Regions from separate parts of the Homo sapiens genome. Here region 1 is linked to region 2. Evidence: read pairs that join two places in POLR2A ChIA-PET (ENCODE). Cell type or tissue: GM12878. All regions are shown on one strand. Each heading gives the region's core, and the rest is flanking DNA. Links, peaks and the distances in the headings are about the cores only.

Evidence for each region. Peaks named below come from ENCODE experiments on the same cell type or tissue, not always from the same donor. Only the 100,000 strongest peaks of a DNase experiment are listed, where the experiment ranks them.
Region 1: POLR2A ChIA-PET joins it to region 2 with 5 read pairs; 5 of 35 experiments call an interaction of 5 or more read pairs at or near these places.

Annotation. Positions count from the first base shown.
Region 1 is chr2:27,261,898-27,264,801 of GRCh38, reverse strand. SLC30A3 (solute carrier family 30 member 3) reads left to right here and starts at 1,755. Exons shown (of 8, transcript NM_003459.5): 1 at 1,755-1,990. The coding sequence starts at 1,896. RefSeq lists silencers at 157-246, 1,721-1,790, 1,811-1,990, 2,041-2,200. In GM12878, for the core only: no CTCF peak of the experiment used is centred there; no DNase peak of the experiment used is centred there; H3K4me3 peaks cover 2,037 bases; H3K27me3 peaks cover 1,454 bases.
Region 2 is chr2:27,189,962-27,192,865 of GRCh38, reverse strand. No RefSeq gene overlaps it. Among named protein-coding and RNA genes, the nearest start is that of ATRAID, 21 kb to the left of the region's middle. In GM12878, for the core only: a CTCF peak has its summit at 1,148 (motif pointing right); a DNase peak (open chromatin) is centred at 1,225.

The DNA of each region.
Region 1 (2,904 bases), core at 300-2,799, 72 kb before region 2:
TCCTGCTCTCGCCGCCTCAATTTGCTTCCCTGTGACCCGAGGAGAAACAGAGGTCCGTCAAGTCCCGCGCCTTAAAGGGAGGTTAGAGGGAGAACGACCCCCTCGCTCCCTTACCCCCTCACCCCTCATGGGCTTTGGACTGGGGAGGCTGGGGGCTGGCGCGGAGGAGAGGCTGGCGCAGCCGGGGGTGGGGACGGCGCGGAGGGCGCGCGCAGCCCCTGTGGCTCTCCCGTGCCGCTCTGCAGCAGCGGCGCAGGACAGTCCCTTCGCACGCGCCGCCCGCACACCTTGGCACGGGCCAAGCCACACTCTCCCCCGCCGGAACAGCCAGCCCGCCGCCCAGCTTTCCTAATCCGTTTAAGCCTCACCTCCTCCGCGAAGCTCTCCCGGGTTAACCCCATCACTTCCAACCACTGTATCTGGCACGTGCTCCCGTTTTTGTTTTGTTTTGTTTTGTTTTTTTGCAAGTGCACTCTTGGGCTCGTTGGAATAACAATATCGAGGGTAGGTGTCTGTCCCCAGAAGCCTAAGTTCAGGACGCCCAGTGTGTTCTGAAGGATGCGGCTGATGAGTTTCTTGCCTGGGCTCACTAACCATTCCCACCCTCCACGCTTCCCCATCCCTGCTCACTCGCTCCCCTCCTCCTACGGACCCTCCTCTTCACAGACTGTCACAGCTTCGAGTGCACAATCCTCTTCCCACCCCCTCCCATTCTACAGTGGCGGCAGGTGCGAGGGGAGAGAACATTGAGCATTTGAAGCTTCGACTTGAGGCTCGGCCACCGACTTTGCTGTAAGTCGCTCCCTCCCCTGGGTTTTAGTTTCCCCCAAATGAGGCAGAATGCGGTAATGTCCAGGAGGGCGCTGCAGGTGTGGAGGATGGGAATCACTAGCTGACACGCTGCCCCGCTGCCCCTCAGCCCCTCTCCATAAACAGTGGCCGTGACACCAGATAGGCGGCTCGACTTCACTGGACCCCCGCCCGTAAGAGAACTGTGAGCGCTCTCCAGTTGCCAGTGCGGCGTCCAGAGCCGGGGAGGGAAAGAGGATGGGGGTCCAGGCCGGGCCCTTTATTCACAGCCTGCATGACCTTGGACTCTTCTTCCTCTGGGTCTCAGTTTACTCATTTGAAAAGCAGGGATAACAGTGGGTTGAAGGAGAGCAGGAAGCTTGTCACCCAATGTTTCTGTATAAAAATAAATGATCATTCGCGGTACAGTGATTGGCAGCAGACTGGGCTCGTGAATTCCGACCCCAGATTCTCCGTAAAGGGGTTTCTGGAGTCCCTGGAATCTCCCTGTGTCACCGCTCACCTCATGTTCTTTCTGGTTCTCTGGAGATAGGTAATGGGTCCGCTCCTGTTTCTGCCTCCGCGTGAGGGTTGCGGCCACAGGGTGACGGCGTGGTGGGCGACACCCCCGCGCAGGCATGCACAGAGTGGTGGTCGTTGGGCGAAGGTTGGTCGTGAGGTTCTTGGGCTTCAGGAGCGAGGCTTGGAACCGGTGGGCGGGACTGTGTGCAGAGGTGGGGCTAGCTCGCCTGGGGGACGGGGCTGTGGAGATGAGGAGTTCTCCAGAACTCGGGTGGCGGGGCGCTCCCGGGCTCTGGCGCGGGGAAATGGGGCTTTGGCAGTGGGGGCGGGGCTTAAGGGTGGGGAGAGGCCGGGGAGCCTGGAGGCGGAGCTTGGGGAGCTCGCCCCACGCGGGGCGGGGCTCCGGCGGCAGCGGGATCTGCAGTTCGGACTCCGCGCGCCACAGTCGCTGCAGTTCGCTCCACTCTGGTGGCCCCGCCGCCCTGCGGGGATCCCGGGGGTCGGCGGGCTGCTCGGACTTGGCGCGGGGCCGGCCCGGCCTCTCTCTTCCTCGGTGGGGCCTAGACGGTCGGGGCACCGGGAACATGGAGCCCTCTCCAGCCGCTGGGGGCTTGGAGACCACTCGCCTGGTGAGCCCCCGGGACCGCGGTGGCGCCGGAGGCAGCCTGCGTTTGAAGAGGTAGGACAGACCTGGGCTGGCCCTCGGCCCGGGGGCGCCACCCTACTACCCTCCGTCCATTTCGTTGTCTCTCTCGGCGCGGGCCCCGGCGGCCGCCCCAGCGCACCGCGGGTCCCTCGCTCCGCTGCACCCCGCTTCATCCCCTCTGGCCACACGGAGCGCCCAGCCCTACACAGCCGGCTACGCCTCCTCCCGGCCGCCTGACTTCCTCGGGTGAAGCGGCCTCTCACTCCCCTCCGGCCGGCGTCCCAGGCCGCCGGACCCCTCCGCCACCCCCGCGGCGCCTGCCTTCCCTGGGAGCAGCTGCCGCTCGGTCGGGCCGGAGCCCTCGCCCGGTGCGCCAAGGTCCGCATTGCCCCGGGCCCAGGGCGGGAGCGCCTCGCTGCCCAGGCTTCAGAGCTCCCTCTGTAGGCCCCGGGGGCTCCCCTCCGCGCGCCCCCTCCAGCCGCGGCCAGCTGTGGGCGCCGGGGCCCGAGGATGGGCCGGGCTCCGCGCGGGTCTTGCGGGCCCCTGGGGGGCGGGCGGCCGCCGGGAAGCGAGGGGGCGGCGAGGAAGGAGCAGGTGCGGTCTGGGCAGCGGGGGTATTCCCGGCTCCGCACAGACGGGGCCGGGGGCGGCGAGGTGTGAAATGAGGCGCGCGGAGCGGCCGGGACAGCGGGCCGGGGGTGGCAGGAGAACCGCCAACGCGCCCCGCCGGCCCCCGCGCCTGCCGCCACCGTCCACCTGCCCCTCTGAGCGGCCGTCCGACCTCCCTGCCCACCCCCGTGGGCCATCTTGTCTGTCGGCTGACCGTCCGTTTGTCTCCGGAATTTGGCAGGGTCTCCGGCTTTTTCTCTTCCCCCACCTCTCTCAATCTTTCTGTTTCTCTCCTAGTCCCTTTCCCTTTGTCTCTGACGTGGTGCTTCTGTGTGCTT
Region 2 (2,904 bases), core at 223-2,722:
CAGTCTTTTATAGCTCCCATTGTTTGTTTGTTTTTGAGATGGAGTCTTGCTCTATTGCCCAGGCTGGAGTGCAGTGGAGCGATCTCGGCTCACTGCAACCTCTGCCTCCCGGGATCAAGTGATTCTCCTGCCTCAACCTCTGGAGTAGCTGGGATTACAGGCGCACACCACCATGCCTGGCTAATTTTTTTTTTTTTTTTTTTTTTTTTTTGAGACGGAGTCTCACTCTGTCGCCCAGGCTGGAGTGCAGTGGCGCGATCTTGGCTCACTGCAAGCTCCGCCTCCCGAGTTCACGCCATTCTCCTGCCTCAGCCTCCCGAGTAGCTGAGACTGCAGGCGCCCGCCACCATGCTCGGCTAATTTTTTTTGTATTTTTAGTAGAGACGGGGTTTCACCATGTTGGTCAGGAGGTCTCCATCTCCTGACCTCGTGATCCACCCACCTCGGCCTCCCAAAGTGCTGGGATTACAGGCATAAGCCACCGTCCCTGGCCCAGCCACCGCTCCCGACCCAGCTCCTGGGTTTTGTATTTTGTTGAGGAAGGCATTTACTACCCCAATATTAATAAAATATAGTTTAAATATTTAATATTTCAACTTTTTTCTCTAAATGTTTAATCGTTTTACCACCTGTGTTTGATGTGATGGGGTAGAAGATTCAATCTAATGTTATTTTTTCCTTCAGTGGATAGCCAATTATTTCATACAATTTATTGAAAAAACCACTCTTCCTTCGAGACCTTAAATGCCACCACTATCATAAGCTACATTTATATTGCAAAATCGATTTATATTTATAAACTTTCTGTATATTTAGATCTACATTTTCATATATGGCAGGGAAAATTCCTACTCATAATCTTTTTAAAGATTTTTTTTTTTTGGCTGTTATTGAACATTTCTCTTCCAAAAGAGAATCAGAATTCTCCAATTCCAATTTTAAAACCCTATTAAGATTTTATTAGGATTGTATTAAACTTATAGACTAATTTGATTGTCTCACATGACAACAGCAGAGAAACTGCTTTTCCTGAACGACGTGAGTGCCACATCTGTGTGGCTTTCCATTCAGTTTTTCATGTGTGAATTTTGGTTACTTGCTTTTGACAGGCAATCTCAGAGAGCCCTCGCTCTGTCTGAATTGTCCACAAGGGGTCCCCAATATCCAAAGTATGGATGGTGCTTATAGTGAGCTCCCCTCTCAGTCTTTGCATAGGCACTGTTATTTCAAAATGGCAAGCAGGCTCAGATTATTAAGGTTCAATTAACTTGCATTATTTGCATGTAGAAATGCAGTAGTGATCCTAACCAACCTGGTTTAATCACCTCGACAGATTGAAAGAAGCTTTCCATTTACTCTGCAAAACATACTGACCAGTGGGCAAAGCCCACTGAAATCCCACAGCTAGTGGCTACTCTGAAGCAATCGCACACACGTGACTCTCCCACTGGGTTGCCAAGAATCAGTTGTGTTTTTTTCTCAAATCTGTGTTTGCTGATTGTACAGGTATTCTAATCACCTTGTTGTTATCAGGTGGGAGCAGAAGGCCAGGTTCCCCACAGAGCCCCCATTAACACCCTGGGAGGAGCACCTCATTACATTTGGGCAGGGGTGTTAAGTTCAGGCTCCCCACTAGCCTCTGCTGACACACCGTGGCTGGGGAGGAGTGCTTCCTACGTGGTCTCCAGTGACACTGCGGGTGTGGGACTTTCTGATGCTAGGGATTTCTATTCTGAACACTTTATGTAAATGGAATCATAACATATGTGGCCTTTTGTGCCTGACTTCTTCACTTACCGTAATGTTTTCAAGGTTTATCCATGTTGTAGCATACATCAGGACTTCATTCCTTTACATTGTAGATGTACTACATTTTGGGCCAGGTGTGGTGGCTCACGCCTGTAATCCCAGCACTTTGGGAGGCCGAGGCGGGTGGATCACCTGAGGTCAGGAGTTCAAGACCAGCCTGACCAACATGGTGAAACCCTGTCTCTACTAAAAATACAAAAAATTAGCCAGGGGTGGTGGTGGGCACCTGTAATCCCAGCTACTCGGGAAGCTGGGGCAGGAGAATCACTTGAACCTGGGAGGCAGAGGTTGCAGTGAGCCGAGAGTGCGCCACTGCACTCCATCCTGGGCGACAAGAGTGAGACTCCGTCTCAAAAAAAAAAAAAGGTGTACTATATTTTGATAATTTTCTTTGTTTTGTGTTTTTTTTTTTTTGAGATGGAGTCTCACTGTCACCCAGGCTGGAGTGCAGTGGCGTAATCTCAGCTCACTGCAACCTCTGCTTCCTGAGTTCAAGTGATTCTCCTGCCTCAGCCTCCCGAGTAGCTGGGACTACAGGCGTGCGCCACCACGCCTGGCTAATTTTTGTATTTTTAGTAGGGACAGGGTTTCACCATGTTGGCCAGGATGGTCTCAATCTCTTGACCTCATGATCCACCCACCTTGGCCTCCCAAAGTGTTGGGATTACAGGCGTGAGCCACTGCACCCGGCTGATAATTTTCCATTGCATGGATGTGTACTACATTTTGTTTATCCATTCATCAGTTCATGGACATTTGGGTTGTTTCCATTTTTGGCTATTATGAATAATGCTGCAATGAACATTCATGTACAGGTTTTTGTGTGGATACGTTTTCATTTCTCTTAGTTATATACCTAGGAGCGGAATTGCTGGGTCATGTGGTAATTACGTTTAGCCTTTTGAGGAATTAGCAGACTGTTTTCCAGAGTGACTGCAAACTTTACATTCCCAGCAGCAAACTTATAAGAGTTCCTATTTCCTTTGGGAGGCCAAGGTGGGCGGATCACGAGGTCGGGAGATGAGACCATCCTTGCTAACACAGTGAAACCCTGCCTCTACTAAAAATACAAACAATTAGCCGGGCGTTGTGGTG